Regions from separate parts of the Homo sapiens genome. Here all the other regions are linked to region 1. Evidence: chromatin contacts called from ENCODE Hi-C or POLR2A ChIA-PET data. All regions are on one chromosome and are shown on one strand. Each heading gives the region's core, a stretch centred on a gene start or an enhancer-like site at or near the end of the contact. The rest is flanking DNA. Distances are from core to core; before and after follow the strand shown.

The links. A loop is a pair of places that touch in the nucleus more often than their neighbours do. ChIA-PET counts read pairs that join two places held with the same protein, here RNA polymerase II (POLR2A). Pooled maps may share reads with other maps.
Region 2: a loop to region 1 is called in a pooled map, with 2.7 times the contacts of the local background. The contact joins two enhancer-like sites. A Hi-C loop is called at or near these places in 4 of 50 pooled maps. POLR2A ChIA-PET finds 5 or more read pairs at or near these places in 2 of 52 experiments (OCI-LY7 and WTC11).
Region 3: a map of IMR-90 shows a loop between it and region 1 (12-fold over the local background). The contact joins two enhancer-like sites. A Hi-C loop is called at or near these places in 5 of 168 maps with a recorded cell type or tissue (IMR-90, ascending aorta, dorsolateral prefrontal cortex and 2 more) and 12 of 50 pooled maps.

The regions. Positions count from the first base shown.
Region 1 is chr7:47,816,368-47,821,439 of GRCh38, reverse strand. It overlaps PKD1L1 (polycystin 1 like 1, transient receptor potential channel interacting), which reads left to right. Exons shown (of 57, transcript NM_138295.5): 46 at 254-364. It overlaps PKD1L1-AS1 (PKD1L1 antisense RNA 1), which reads right to left. Exons shown (of 4, transcript NR_161269.1): 3 at 3,245-3,414; 4 at 1,593-1,933. Among named protein-coding and RNA genes, the nearest start is that of PKD1L1-AS1, 24 kb to the right of the region's middle. Within about 2 kb of position 1,964, at least 3 of the 41 ENCODE cell types and tissues checked have a DNase peak (open chromatin) inside an H3K27ac peak, as active enhancers do.
Region 2 is chr7:47,325,760-47,330,831 of GRCh38, reverse strand. The region is part of intron 20 of TNS3 (tensin 3); the gene reads left to right. Among named protein-coding and RNA genes, the nearest start is that of SNORD151, 140 kb to the left of the region's middle. RefSeq lists an enhancer at 3,666-4,271. Within about 2 kb of position 2,936, at least 29 of the 41 ENCODE cell types and tissues checked have a DNase peak (open chromatin) inside an H3K27ac peak, as active enhancers do.
Region 3 is chr7:47,389,462-47,394,533 of GRCh38, reverse strand. The region is part of intron 16 of TNS3 (tensin 3); the gene reads left to right. Among named protein-coding and RNA genes, the nearest start is that of SNORD151, 73 kb to the left of the region's middle. Within about 2 kb of position 2,237, at least 8 of the 41 ENCODE cell types and tissues checked have a DNase peak (open chromatin) inside an H3K27ac peak, as active enhancers do.

The DNA of each region.
Region 1 (5,072 bases), core at 715-3,214:
AAAGTTAGCCGAGCGTGGTGGCACGTGCCTGTAGTCCCAGCTACTCGGGAGGCTGAGACAGGAGAATCGCTTGAACCCAGGAGGCAGAGGTTGCAGTGAGCCAAGATTGTGCCACTGCACTCCAGCCTGGGTGACAGAGTGAGACTCCGTCTCAAAAATAATAATAATAATAATAAATCTTTTGCAAATTGAAGCACTCAGGTACCTACATACAGGGTCTGTATGGATGCTAACTTAAAAACTCTTCTTACAGAGACATTTCCATGGACATCCTCATGCTGCTTCTGCTTTTGTGTGTAATATATGGGAGATTTTCCCAAGATGAATACTCCCTCAATCAAGCTATCCGGAAAGAATTTACAAGGTAGGAGGTTTGGGTAACTCTTCCAGATCTGGGGCCATTGCACTATTCCATAGCCTGTGTGCACCTTCCCCATGTTTCACATCCCACATATGAAATACTGGAAAGATTGTCACCATTTCCCTGGTAGTAATAAAACCCCCTTCCATTCACAGACTTTGGACACGTTCTTAGCATCTCGTTTGGGGTAAATAGCAAAACAAGGATATTTGAAGGAATTTTAAGTTCTGTGCCAAAACAGGGTCTTGCAGTTTCTTTTTTGCTGGAGACCTCAGAGTTCTTCTATCAAAGCCTATGGTTGCAGTTCGTAATAACTGACACTCAATTTCTAACAGTTTTTTTTTTTCCTTTTTGAGACAGTTTTGCTCTTGTCACCCAGGCTGGAGTGCAATGGCGCCATCTCAGCTCACTGCAATCTCCACCTCCCAGGTTCAAGCGATTCTCCTGCCTCAGCCTCCCAAGTAGCTGGGATTACAGGCATGTGCCACCACGCTTGGCTAATTTTTTTGTATTTTTAGCAGAGATGGGGTTTCACCATGTTCGTCAGGCTGGTCTTGAACTCCTGACCTCAAGTGATCCACCCGCCTCGGCCTCCCAAAGTGCTGGGATTACAGGTGTGCGCCACTACGCCCGGCCTTCAGTTTCTAACACCTCTCAAGTTCTTGATCATTTCTCAAGCTGTTCATTTGCTTCTTCCTCCTTCTTTCTATAAGTAGTAGATGTTGATCATAGGTAAATCTAGCAGAACTGAAAAGTGTAAAGCAGAAAAATTTCCGTGATACCACCAGGCAAAGGCAAGCATGATAGCATTTTGTTGTGTCATATTTCTTTTCCATGTCTCAGTGCTTCTAAAATTGGGATGCATATTGTCATCAACAGGTGCATTTAATGTAGTCTTCTTTTTTTTGAGAGTTGTTCTTGAATCCATGGTTAGGCTTTATTTTCACCTGCCACAAACAGTCAGTCTGATAGTCCTTTCAAGGCAGTGTGGCTTTGAATTATAAAGTGCATGATATGAAATAATATTGGTTCTTTGCTATGATTTCAATGCTGGTAAATACAATAATTCAGTGTGTTCCAGGAGTTACCTTATTTACTCTGGTGAATATTTAAAGACACATTTATGCAGCAACTCTATCAGTGTGTTTGTTGCCTTTGACTAAGTAATTCAATTTGACGTAAATACTTTTTGGTTGGATTTTTTGGCAGAAGTGAGTGGCTGGAAAGTCAATTTAATCTTATCAATTATTTCAGAACATATTTATCTTTATTTTTGTGAGAGAGGGTTATTCATACGCAGCAAGATAATGGCTAATGGATATTGTCCCCTTTGTCAGTGTTGTGACCCACTCGTAAGGTAAGACCTGGAAGTCCCAGTGCTATGAGTCTGGGTGTTCTGTAGCTCAGTAATCCAAGTTGTTTTGTTTTTTTTTTTCTGCTGAGCATTGTAATAGTGAAATTAAGTGGAATTTTCTGCCTCCTCATTTGTGAAACCAGCAGTTATTTCCATCCATGACCAACTTTTCAGCTCTCCTATCCGTGCAAGTGCACAGCCTGTGCCAGTAGGTGGTGCTGTGTGCAAAACAAAGTGATAATTTGGGTCCTCAATGGAAATGGAAATCTAAACATGAAAAACCTCTGGCTTTTGCTAGTTTATTTTTCATCTCACATTTCACAAGTCAACATTATTTGACATATTTCTCATATGAATTGTTGCTTCTTGATATTCAAATCAGAAATATCGCAGCTGAGATAATGTTTGTGAGATCTCTCAGGTGCACATGAGATTGATGTGCTCACATTCACAACTCCTGGATTTACATAGACCTTATGTTTCCCATAGGGATGCAAAACCTCACTGCCTCTGGGTGCTCTGGCCACCAGGCAGGGATATTCAAGTATCCTGGTTGGTAATGGAATGTTTAAAGTGGACCCTCTCCGTCTCACCCCCTAGCCCCCAATACCTAATCCTGAAACATCAACAACAACTTAGGGTTTGGCATTTACTAGCATTCCAGATAGAGAAGCTAAATAAGCCCAGGAGTGGAAATGGATGAAACAGAGTTCCGAGACTGGGCCCCCAACTCATGTTTGGTTGCCAGGTGACTCTGGCAAGTGCTCGGACTTAGCATCTTCATCTATAAAGGGAGGGAACTGGACTACTGAGTAGTCATTGCGTTCTTGGATTTTGCCATATTTAAGTTGTATTTGAAGTGTTTCTGAACTTATGAAAGACTTCATGAAGTTCCAAAAAAAAATAATAAAACAAAAAATAAACCAGCAAATAAAGCACCAATCAATGAAGCAAGCGTTCTATCCAAGTGCCATAAAAGTAAAATAACAGCTGATTTTATCTTTTGCATTGTTTAGCCAGCTTTGTGGGCTTATTTTATATAATTGCGGTAACTAATACAGACAGGGCCAGAATACTCCTGGCTCATTTGGTTCACTACCTGCACTTTGGGTGTGCCAGGAGTGAGGTGTGAGATGTCTGCAGTCTGGCCATTGGGCCTTTTGGCTTTGGGTTATTTTCAGGGCTTTTTAACTTAGTTTCTTAATGTTATTCCAATAGGGAAGCAAGTGTCAAGAAGTGATACCATTTCCCCGAAAGTGGTGCAAACTCAACATGGCTATAATGTCTATACTTTATTCTTTAAAAACACAGAAAATGGATCATATTAGTTGCTATAAATGTACAATGTTTGTCGTCAAATCATCTTGCTTCCCACAGCAGATGCTCAACACTTTCCTCTGTTGAAAATTCACCTCCAGCCATCCTTTGCCTCTTTCCTACCCTCCCGCCCTTTTCACTGCATCTCTGTGCCCCCTGGCTCATTCTTCCTTTCCTTTGGCGTGAATATTTGCAGAGATGTATCTGCTCACCTTATGCCTCCCATCTCTGTCTCCATCTGTGTTCTCCTTTCCTGATGCCTCTCTGTTGCTTCATTCCACCCTCTGGGTGCTCTGGCAGGCCTCCAATTTGCTCTGCATTTGATAGTTTGACAAAACTTGTAGAGAAGTCCAGAGTTAAGAACCAGCACCCAATAAAAGACCTGCAAAGATTAAGTTCTAAAGATGTATAAACCAATGAAGATCAAATACTTGAAAGGATAAGAGATCATTTCTTCGTAAGAAAAAAGAAATAAAACCAGTCAGATAAATTAATTCACTAGACTTTTACTCATACATGCTATGGAAATTTTTTTTTTGAGACAGAGCCTTGCTCTGTTGCCCAGGCTGGAGTGCAGTGACGCGATCTCGGCTCACTGCAGCCTCTGCCTCCCGGGTTCAAGGAATTCTCCTGCCTCAGCCCCCCAAGTAGCTGAGACTACAGGCGCCCATCACCATGTCTGGCTAATTTTAGTGTTTTTAGTAAAGACGGGGGTTTAGCCATATTGGCCAGGCTGGTCTCAAATTCCTGGCCTCAAGTGATCTACTCACCTCGGCCTTCCAAAGTGCTAGGATTATAGGCCTGAGCCACCGTGCCCAGCCATATGGAAATTTTCGAACACATTTATAGTATATACAGATTATTGGTTGAGGCTACTGCATCTCTTTATTACTCTATACACTAGTGACATTTATTTGTCTTTGATTTTTTTAATATTGTCCAATTATTGTCATGACTATCAGGTTTTTAAAAACTTTTTCTAAATTATCTGCAAAATCTGCTCTGAATCAACAGTGGAGTGTCCGTTCTACACCTTACCTGTAAACATAGTCTTTGTGGTGTGCTGGAAACAGTTAATAACTGGAGAACAAAAGCACTGATTTATAGCATCTGCCAGCCAATTTCCGTGGTGTAAATCCTCCCACCATGGTTTTTTTGTTTGTTTGTTTGTTTGTTTTAGATGAAGTCTCACTCTGTCACTGAGGCTGGAGTGCAGTGGCATGATCTTTACTCACTGCAACCTCTGCCTCCTGGGTTCAAGCGATTCTCCTGCTTCCTGAGTAGCTGGGATTACAGGCGCGTACCATCACGCCCAGCTAATTTTTTGTATTTTTAGTAGAGACAGGGTCTCATCATTTTGGCTAGGCTGGTCTCAAACTCCTGACCTCAGATGATATGCCTGCCTCAGCCTCCCAAAGTTCTGGGATTACAGGCATGAGCCACCACGCCCGGAACCACCATGGTCTTTCACACCACCAATGTGACATCACTGAACATGGAGTTGGGAGGAGTTGTGCAAAATTGGCTCTCACAGTAAGAGTCGGCTCCAGGCCTGCTGTCTACAGCCCAACTTTGCTCTCAAGCCTCGTTTACCAAAGCCATGGCCATCATCTGAATGATTCATAGTGTGTTCATTCTTTGGAGTAGTCTGGATCTGGTGCTGGACCAGGCATTCAACTGTGTGTACTTGGGTGACTTTCTAACTTCTTCTCACCTTATGACAAAATTCCTTTTCCTGAGAACTATTTTGGTCTCCCCTTTTTGTGGAGAGAAACCTGGATGAAACAGCCACATCAGAGCCATTTCTGTTTGCTGAGGGCATGTTGATGAGCACCCCATCCTTTCCATTCTTCAGTGACTCTTCATGGGAAGCTATGTATGAGAAAGTTTTTTAGAGTTAGGTGAGAGGTACTTTGCTTTCTCGTAGGAACACTTGATTTTATCCTTTTGCCTCTGGCTGTAGCTCAGAGCCAAATGGACACCCTGCTGCTGCCATGCACAGCCTTGGCCTGTGCATGTGGCTTTATAGCAGTGTCTGAG
Region 2 (5,072 bases), core at 1,687-4,186, 490 kb after region 1:
CTCAGGAAGGACGTGCCCCCTATGGAGGCTGCGAGACCTTTAAACTTGCTCATCCCTTCCCGTGTGTCTTCTCTGGGCGCCCCAGCTCCTCCCTTCTCCTTGGTTTAATGCCCCTTTTCTCACCTCCCTCTGGCAACCAAGTCTGCTTGTGTCTTCCTCCGAAAGGGAAACTCCTGTTGCCCCTTCTCTCCCTCTGTTCCTCCTCTCCCTCCTTGCTTCACCTTCCCTCCGTCCTTTTGTTTCTGCTGCCTCGCTCTCACCTGCATTTGAAGGATGTGACTTCCCAGTGGGACCTGGGTTGGGATTTGGTGTCACCCTCCCTCCCTCAGCCTCAGGACATTTCCAGAGCAGAGTCTTCATCACACTCCTGGCATCTAACACAGAGAAGGATCTGGATAAAAGTTTGTTTTGTTTTCTGATGGGTAAGTGGAAGGAGAGAGACAGTCTCTCAGCTCCAGGGAGCTGAGTGCATCATGCCTGCAAAGGGCCTGAGCCCGCAGAGTGGGAGCTGCGTGAGACCAGCACCTGTGTTTCTGAGAGGAGACCTGGCATTGCCGGCTGGTGGGGTGGGCTGTCCTCTTCCAGGTGTCTGATTTGCACCCCTGCTTGATTTTGCTAAGGTGCAGTGGGTGGTCCTGGCTGTAGCAGAGTCAACATGTGGACAGTCCAGGTCCTGTCGTCCCCGGGGATCTCTGGGTGTTTGGGTGGGGGGAGCAGACTGTCCGGGAAGAATTTTTAAATGTTTTTTCCTCAGTGGACTTGCTGCCACCTGGAGCCCACCTTTGAAATCACTTTAGTCCCTGGCACTGCAGCTGAGGAGAAAGAAGCAAGAGAGGAAAGATAAACAGATCTCCAGAAGATGCTTAAATCTGTAGATTCACACTCAGGATTGTCCCAGTCATGGCTGTGACACGGGCACAGAAGCAGCATGCCCTGCCTCCTCCTCCCTGCTGCCCATCCCTGTGGGTTTGCTCCGAGTCACTGAGCCCACAGTTCCACGGAGGGAATGGGACCCACCCTTGGGAGTGCCATCCTGGTCACAGTCACCCTTCCTGGGCCTGGCTGCCCCATGCTGGTGCCGCCCCGTGCCGCCTTCCTCTCTGCTTGGGGAGTGACAGGCACGGGAAAGGCCAGTCCATCCGCTTCCGCTGAGCCTGCTCTGTCCGTGGTCAGGCATTTCCGACAGCATCATTTGCAGGAGCTGCTGCTCTGCAACACATAAACAACCAGGGAGGAAATGCCTACTCAGACCTTTGGGAGGAAGGTCCCAGGGATCTTCCTGGCCCATGTGCGGAGCGGTGGCCCTGAGGGTCCCAGGCAAGCCGTGTCCCTCTTGGGGTAGGGCATTGACCTGCCCACTCTTCACAGGTTGATGAGTGTGCCAGGGTCGTGCAGGGGCTGGACCGGCCAATGGCTCGGCTCAGGCTGGGCAGCAAGCTGTGCTGGAAGCACAGGCGTGCACAGGGGCTGTAAGAAAGGAGGCAGCCCAGGAGGAACGGGGACCTGCTCTTCCAGGGAGAGCTTTCTAGGGGAAGGGGTGACACACCAGCATTTGAAGAGGGAGTGGGATTTTGCCAGACACAAGAGACAAGAGAAGCCAGGAGTGAGTGTCTGTTCTGTGCTTCCCCTTGTGAAAACCCTGAGTAATGTACCGTGTCTCTAAGGCCCAGACACATGACAGGCCCCTATGTTCTGCCATGTGGACTGGGTTATAGTCAGATTTCGGGTCACGGGAACAGAGCACTTTGACTTGACTGAGGGAGATGGTGTTCCAAATGCTGAAAAAAATGTGGGGTCACTTGAAAAGGGCTTTGTAGAATGTATAGGAGTTTTTCAGCAGTTGGCTTAGGAGTTTGGCCTTTTAGATGAGAGAAGCATATGAGCAAAGAACATGGAAGAAAGGGGACACAGTGCGTAGAGGCTGCCAACAGCCTACAGTAGGTGCCAGCCAGGCAGAACAGGCTGAGGGATCCAGAATCAGGCTCTAGGACAGGGTTTGGGCAGGATGTTATAGCCCATTGGGGCCCGGAAGAAAACCTGCAGGGTTTGAGCAGTGCAGTGACAGGGTGGGATTTGCATTGGAAGGTCCCCTGGGCTGCCTTGAGGAGTGAAAGGCTTCCAGCCTGGTGGCCAGGCCAGATGAGAGGCAGATGGCCCCATCCAGAGGAAAGGGACATGGGTGTAGGCTCCTGCCGGGGTGGGGGGCAGAGGACTGACTAGGGACATCCTTGTTGTTAGAGACTGTTCAGGCTTCCACTTCCTCTCTGGCTAGTTGCTGGAAGCCTCTCTCTGCTGTGAGTGTGGGGTCCCAGGGGAATGGGGGTTTGATTTTGGAGGGGCAGGTTTGGGGGCATGGTGGGCAGGTCCTGCCGCTTGTGCCTTGGGTGATGGCTGGCCTGAGGCTGAAACTAAGCCTGGTTGGGTTTCAGCAGGGAGGTTGCAAGAAATTAAAGTTGGGGGAGGAAAAAGTGAAAAGAAATGAAAAGGAAGCAAACCGCAGCAGTGAGCAAGGCGGGGCCAGGGCCGTCTGGAGGCACTGACTGGGCAGGCCGCCCGCGACAGCCAGCAGCAGCTCAACAATCCCGGGATTCTTTCCCGGGCCTGAGCTCTCTCGGCCGCCCTCTGAATGGGCCTCTTTGGAGGTGGCCGCCCCGCCCCCTGCACGACTCCCTCGGGACAGGCCGGAACACAGAGCCCTGCCTGGGTGGGTGGGGGACGCCACCGCTGGGACAGGGACTCGGGACTCTGCTCACCACGTAGGGCTGCTGGGGACACAGCCCAAGGAGTTCCCTCTGTCTGGCCCACATCCTCCCAGGCCCTTCCATGGACTGACCAGGGTCCTGGGTGCCAGGTAAGCTGTACATTGGGACTCATTGCTTCTTCCTGCTCAGTCCCTACACGCCTGGTGTCTTCTGTGCTCCTGGCGCCTCTGGCCCGGATCCAGTTGCCCTTGCTGAAACTTGATCTCCTGGGCTCCAGTGGAGGGGGGTGGGGAGGGGTATGAGGTGGGATGCAGAGGTCACTGGGCCAGGAATCCTGGGCAGGACTTGGGAGGAGGGCTGATTGTTCCAAGAGTCCCCTTGTCACTTGATGACAGTTCTCAAGTCGCCAAGGCTTTGGGACAAAACGCCCCAGCCCTTGAGCCTGGAGGGCTAGTCCTTCCAGAAGAAAGTCATGCTTTGTCTTTGCTGAGATTCACTCAGGGCTAACAAAAGCCTGGTTTACAGATGTGCAGCTTTTCTGGAACAGGACTGCTTCCTAGCACAGTGCATTCCTTTACTGAAACTGATAAAGCGAGCCTGCCCCATTCCAGGGCTGTCACCGCCCCCACCCCAGTTCCAGGGCCCTTGAGGGATCCCGGGCAGCGGGCAGCAGGACCTTCAGAGGACCAGAAGGCTGCACTTCTGAGCACCCAGCACAGTTGTTTCTACTAAATGCCGAAAGCAAGCGTTAGGATCAGGCGCTGGGTTCTAAAATGAGATTTACTGTTGTCTCTTCTGTGGTTGAAGCAAGCAAAGAGAGTATTTCTAAACGAGTTCATGTCATTGAAAAAAACAAAAACAAAAACCCATGCATTCACTGAAAGAACCTGCTCAGATTATGTTAACAGAGCTTCTGGACCTAGGGGCTTTGTTTCTTCACTGTCCCTTCCCTCCCAAATGTCTGAACTGGGGCTGGGGCTCTGTGGGACCCTGGGAGAGTCAGCCAGGCACTGGGGGTAGCACGGGCAGGGCTGGCGCCTGGGCCCAGGGTGGGCCTCCTGGGCATCTGCTCCCTCCTCTGCGTGGCTGGCCTGTGATTCTGCTGGCCCTGCAGCCGACACAGCGTGTGTGTGTGTATTCCAGCTGGAAGGATGGGGAAGATTAAGAGGGAGCGAGGGGAAAACCCAGAGCTCTTTATTGTGAAACGAGCACTGCAGCCGCTCTGAGACAAGCCCAAGTGGCTCAAGGTCCAGCTTCTCCTTCCCAGGCTGAAAATCTTGCCCAGTATCCCTTCCAGGATTGATGGATTGCTCTCCAGCTGATGGAAGATGCTATCTTTTCAAAAGTTTCCTGTCCTTTTAATGTATTTTATATACATTAGTAATTTTTCATGAATTCCATATGCGTGTCAGTGTATTAGAGATTGTCTGGTTAGGACGGACATAGTTTTCTGACTTTGGAGGTGAGATTAAAAGAATTTTGGTCCACCTATTTCGAGAGAGGGGTGATTTTCTCCCTTGGCCAACCTGTAGCCATGGTGGCCCGTGGGGAGCCTGGTGCTGTCTTCTGCTGGGGCTTCCTGCACTCTAAGGGGGAACCTCAGTGACAGGGCTCTAAGTTGCTCCCAGAGTACCTGTGCCTTCCTAATCCCCAGGGCAAACCTGTGCAGAAGGTTCCTTGTCCTCCTGTAGGGGCAGAGTAATTGTATTACATTCTGCGTTCTGACTCAGACCCTGCTGGTGGGAGGCAGGGATGTCTTGTGGAAAGAACATAGTTTTCTGAGTCCAACAGATGAGTTGGCTTCCTTTGAATAAGCTTCTTAACCTCACTTTTCAGAATCTGTTTCCTCATCCATAAGATGATTTGCATGTGGAAATGTTTGTATGAGGATTAAATCAGATAACACCTATGTGTGGGTTAGCAGAGTGCCTGGTGTATAGTAGGCACTCAGAGAAAGGGAGCTGTAATTCTGATTTCCATTTTACTTTCTTTATATGAAAAGTTGATATGTGTCATATAAACAGGATTTTACAACAGTCCCAAGAGCTGTGTGATTTAAAAGCTGTTGACATTCAGATTGGCACCTGTACTGATGGCAACATTTCTCCAAAAGCACAGTGAAAGCTCCCGTGGTTGGAGCTGGGATCTGATAATCCGCATGGTTCTAAAAAGGCAGTTTGCAGCCAGGACCATGCATCAACATAGTTCTAACTGCTGCGCACTTTGACCTTCTCTCCTCTACCCTTCTGTTTCCACTTCCCTGTCTTTAAAAAAAATAACATCCAAGGCAATCAAGCTGCCTAGTTGATGTAGGATCAGGACAGGAAGCCTGGTGGGTGTGATGCATGGAAGGTGGTCTTACTGCTGTCA
Region 3 (5,072 bases), core at 988-3,487, 430 kb after region 1:
CAGCCCATTCACGCTGCCTTGACAGATGACCATAACCTGGGTGTCTTAAACAACAAGCGTGTATTTCTCCTACTTTGAGAGGCTGGGAAGTCCAAGATCAGGCAGCCAGCCTGGCGGATTCTGGTGAGGGCTGTCATCTGGTTGCCAACTCCTGCCTTCTTGTGTCTCCACGTGGTGGTGAGGAGAGGGAGCTCCTTGGAGCCTCCTTTCTGAGGGCATCAATCCCACTTATAGGGGTTCCACCCTTATGCTCTGAGCACCGCCAAAGGTCCTGCCTCCTAATACCATCACTCTGGGGATTAGGTTTTGACATATGAATCTTAGGGGACACAAATATTCAGTCCATAGCAGATACTCAATGCGTGTTTCTTGAATGAATGATTAGAGAAGCAATTTGAACTTTAAATATCTAAGGCCCTGACATTACAAATCACAATTCCCATTGGTGTATTTTTCATGCAGCATCTTCTGAGCCAGTGGTGTGAGCAGGTGGGAGACTGCTATGGATTGTGTGGTTGGAGGTGGTGGAGCCATGCAGGTGATGGTCTGGGCATGCACTCGGGACTCTGTGTCACCGAGAGTTGGGTCTAGGGGCGAGTAGAGAAGGTCTGGCATTGCCATGCAAAAGATGGAGCCAGTTGGGAGTGGGTGCATAGGAGTTCTGGAAAGAAACTGAGAAGGACAGGGCAGAGTGGGAAGGACACCCGGGAAAGAGTGGTTCCCAGACAGGAGGGTGAGGAGTCGGATAGGGCGCCAAGGCAGCCAGGTACACTTTGCAGCCAGATTCACAGCTTTGTCATTACTGCTTCCAGGCTTCATAAAGCAGCAGAGACCCCCTTTATGGGCAGAGTCATGCCCAGACTCCTCAGGGATATAGTGGGTGAGAGTGCAGCCTCCTCCCAGTGCCTGGTTCATCCCTTGCAGCCTCGATGATATCTGAAGCCCATGAGCACCCCCAGGGAGGTGGAGTGACAGGGGAGGACTCAGAGCGAGCTCAGGACTGGTATCCGGATGCTTAGCCCAGAACCCGCCACACGGAATCTGAGTCCTCTCCCAAAACTGGATCTCAGCAACCTTCCCTTGAACCACTGCCTGAGTATTCTTGAGAATTCCAGCTCCTGAGTTACAGACAAGCACGGAGCCTTTCCTCAAATCTGCATCCCCTCCTCCTGACCCTCCATCCCCACGTGCTGTCTGGCGTGTCTGGGGTACCTGATTCAATGGAATGAGTTTTATGCTTTTCTTTCTTTCTTTTACATACATTTAAGCTTGTATCAATATTTTTTGAAGATGTAAATTATCAAAAAGAAGGAATAATTACCGCCATCTTACTGTCTAGAGATGAAGCACTCGTCATTGGTGTATTTTTGGCATGATTTCTAAATATCATGTAATTTCTCATAGTAGGATCAGCCTGTGCATTGTTTTATAGCCTGAGTTTTTCACTTAACCCACCTCCTTTAGCATCTGTGCACATCTTTAAACTTTCTTCCCATGTCCTTCTCACTGAGCACACTGGATTCCCTTAGAGGGGCTTCCAAAGTGCGTTTGATCTTATTGCTGCACTCCTGCAGGGTTTCCAAGTTCTCCCTGTGAGACACGAGGCTGCCATCACCACCTCTGCCATCAAAGTTCTGCAGAATCCCCAGGCTTGGGTCCTTTTGAGAAGGTGTTCCCCAGAAAGAGTAGTCACCTTTGGATAGAAAACTCATCCTTGTTGAATTTCCCTCCTCTCTTCCACTCTGCAGCCCTCCTCAGCCCCTCTTTGGCATGGAGGCCGGTGTGCTGCATTGGTGAGCTATTACTCCAGGCAGTCTTCGCTCTTGCCTGCGGTCAGCAGTGCCTGGCTCAGGTCCCTGGACTGGACGCCGCCTGGCGGGTGAAAGGCTGAGTCCCAGCCGCATTCCCACCAGGGCTTTAGTCTTCAGAGCTGTCCAGTGCTTTGAGGAGTTAAGGAAGGTTTGGCAGCCTCTGAAACATTCTCTTTTAGCTGGGAAAATGATGTATTGCGGCACTCTCTTTTCCACCCCTGCCCCTGCCTTTTCTATCCCCCCGCCGCCTGGTTAAAAAACCCCAAAAATGTTGACTTAAGCCGCATTTATCTCTAGCAGTGGTTGCCGTCCTGGAATGGAGCCCTCTGCAGCTGCCTTCAATCTGGGCCTGTTAGGGGAGCGCTGGCTTTGATGTGTGAGCGCAACATTCTGCTTCTATACTCAGAAAGGAGCCGGCCTTGAATCCGTTCCAATGTGGGCAAGTGATTACAAACGCCCTGTCTTCAGCACAGAGAGGAGCACATGGTCCTGGTCTCCCCGTGGGTCTGTGGTCCTGGCAGGTGGTGGCTGCGGGGGACGGCAGTCGTGTCAGTGTTCCCTGGGGTAGTTGCTGTCCCTGAGGAGAGGGAAGAATATCTCGCGGCACACAGTGTGGCTGCCTGCCGGAAGCCTCACTATGGTGTTTTAATCCTCGAGAGAGCCTGTGAGCCCATTTTAGAGATAAAGAGAGCAGATCCAAAGAGAAATCAAAAGCTAGTAACTGGCCAGGGACCCTGGTAGCCTTCTGGCGTACACTGTCGGCGATGGCAGCTGTGGCTCAGAGTGTGTCTTGTGCTCGAGACCGTGCGGGACAGGGCTCATACCCTTGACTTTCCTCTTTGAGACTTTGAGACTCAGTGAGACTGGGCTGAGTCTCACTGGGTGCCCCACCTCCTCGTCACACAAGAGGGCTGTGGGTGGGGGGATTTCTTACCCTAGCAGGATGTACCTGCTCTTTCAGGATCAGACTTGCTGTGATGGTCTAAGGGAATGCCCACAGCAGCATATGTGTCCCTGGATTTGTATTGTCACCACCAGGATTGTCCCCACAGTACTCTTCAGGGAGGCTCTGCAAAGCTCTGGACCCCCATGTTGCTGAGCCCTATGGAGAACATCTCATTTTCCTCGCTGGACATCTCTGGAGCGTCGGTGTCAGTGGCCACACTCCCCATTGGGGTGCTTTCTACTTGCTCTCATAAGCCTCATTCCCTTTCACTTTCCCAGTCTGTAAAGTGGCCTGTTGTAATTGGATGACTCTAAAGATACCTCCCTCCAACTCTGAGATTTTTGTTATCATACACACCATTTGTCATATTCACGCATCTCATATTTTCTTGGGAATTGCCATGGCTCTGATGCTGGGGTGGGCGCAGGAAGAAACACAGCAGACCCTCTAATTGGGAAGACACAGATATACATCAGTTGTTGCCACAGGGTGCACCGTGTACCATAATTGGGTACCAGGAATTAGGAAAGAATTGAAGAGAAACAACCACTTTGCCTGTACAATCCAAGGAGATTCACGAAGAGGACAGCCCTTGCAGGTAGGGAAGGCAGACAGGGTATGCCTAGCCCTGGGCATGGGGCATAGGCGAGCAGCACATATTCACGGGGTGGAAGTGTGTTCCGCCTGGCTGGTGTGTGCAGGAGGAAGTAAGAGGTGCTGTGTGTGGTGGATCGTGAGATCGGGGGAATGTCAGCTTCCTTTCCTGAGCCTGGCTTCTTTGCTGGGTGACAGTGAGGATCCCAGGTGCCACATGACTGGAGGATACAGAAAGATAACAAAGAGGCTGGAGGACGCCCTCTGGGAGGCAGAGTCTGGAGAGGAAGGAGAGTAGAGAATGGGCTTCTGGACTCCCCAGCTAAGAACTGACGGAGGCCTGGACTTGGATGTGGCTCTGGCGATGGAGAGTAGGGGCCTTTAGATATTTAGGAGGTAGATGAGTGAGACTCTATGACAGATTTAGAGGAAGGGTTGAGCAGCAGGGAAGCTTCAAGAATGTCTGAGGGTTGGAGATGAAGGCCTGCTCTGTCACTCTTGTCCTTGGTTTCTTGCCTTGACCTAGGACTTTTTGAGTGCAGCTCAAACTTACCAATCCAAGAGTGTGCAGGACGAGGGCCGTGGCATTGCCAGGCCTGGGCTCTGCCACTTTAAGTGGATACCTTGATGAACATTCCCAGAATCCACGCTTTGGGGCTCCCATGGGGCTGCTAGAGCAGGCAGACAGAGGAGATTCACATTTGTCTGCAGCCTTCGCAATAAGACACAGTCCTGAAGTGGCCATACCGCGTTCTCAGAGTACTGTTCCGAGCTCCAGGAATGGGCTACCACGAGGACATGTTGGGTCAGGAAGTGCTGGCTGCAGTGTGCAGAGCTGGCCCGGAAGTGCCAGATCAAGCTGAGACCATTCAAGTATTGCCACTTTGAAAATGGATTTGAAAACTTTCCTCCCCAGACATTGTTGGGTTTTAAGATTTGGAAATTGAAGTAAACTTTGACAACTTTAGTGGAGGAGGGGGCCGATGGCACCTGACAGATCCTTCAGTCTTGGCTCTGCTTTTTGCTGAGTGCTTGGGTATACACAGTGCCTTGTGTCTGCAGCCTCGGTCCTTGTTGGCAACGTGGAGTGCTGTCCCCCAGCATTGAGAGCTGCTCCAGGGCTCTTTGCATGGTATTCAGCCACCCTATGACATTTGACTCTGCACCAGGCAGAAGAATATTTCTTTAGGTCTTGTCCCCAAACCAGGCTTTTCTAAGCATTGCTTGCTTAGATAGCTCCAGTGAAAAGCAGCTGTCATCAGGCAACTGAAGTTGTATGAGACAGAAACGGGCCAGATGGGCGGGTAGTCCTGTTCTGAGCCTGAGATTTCCTCCCTCTGCATCTCTTGATTGTGAATTGAGGCAGCAAGCCTTCAACCCACAAACACCAAAGGACCCCCTTGCAGGCGTGATCGCAGACCAAACAGCAAATCTTCCTCAATGTCACCTGAGAGAGTGGCCTGGGGGCGCCGGCTTCCTCCTGTCTCAAGTGCGAGAGGCGTACCCTCTGTTAAAACCAGGATCAAGTCATGTGGGTGTTACTTTCAAAAAATTGATACACTCCATCAGAAGAGGAGGGTGGCATTGGGGGCAGTCAAAAGAGTTGTTCCAGTCCCTGAGCCGCCATCTCATTAAGTGTTCGTTACTTTTCGAATCCGACAGGAATCAGAGGAATTGGCTCAAGTTGTATGTTGTCCTGTACAAGTTTGCAGAAATCAGCC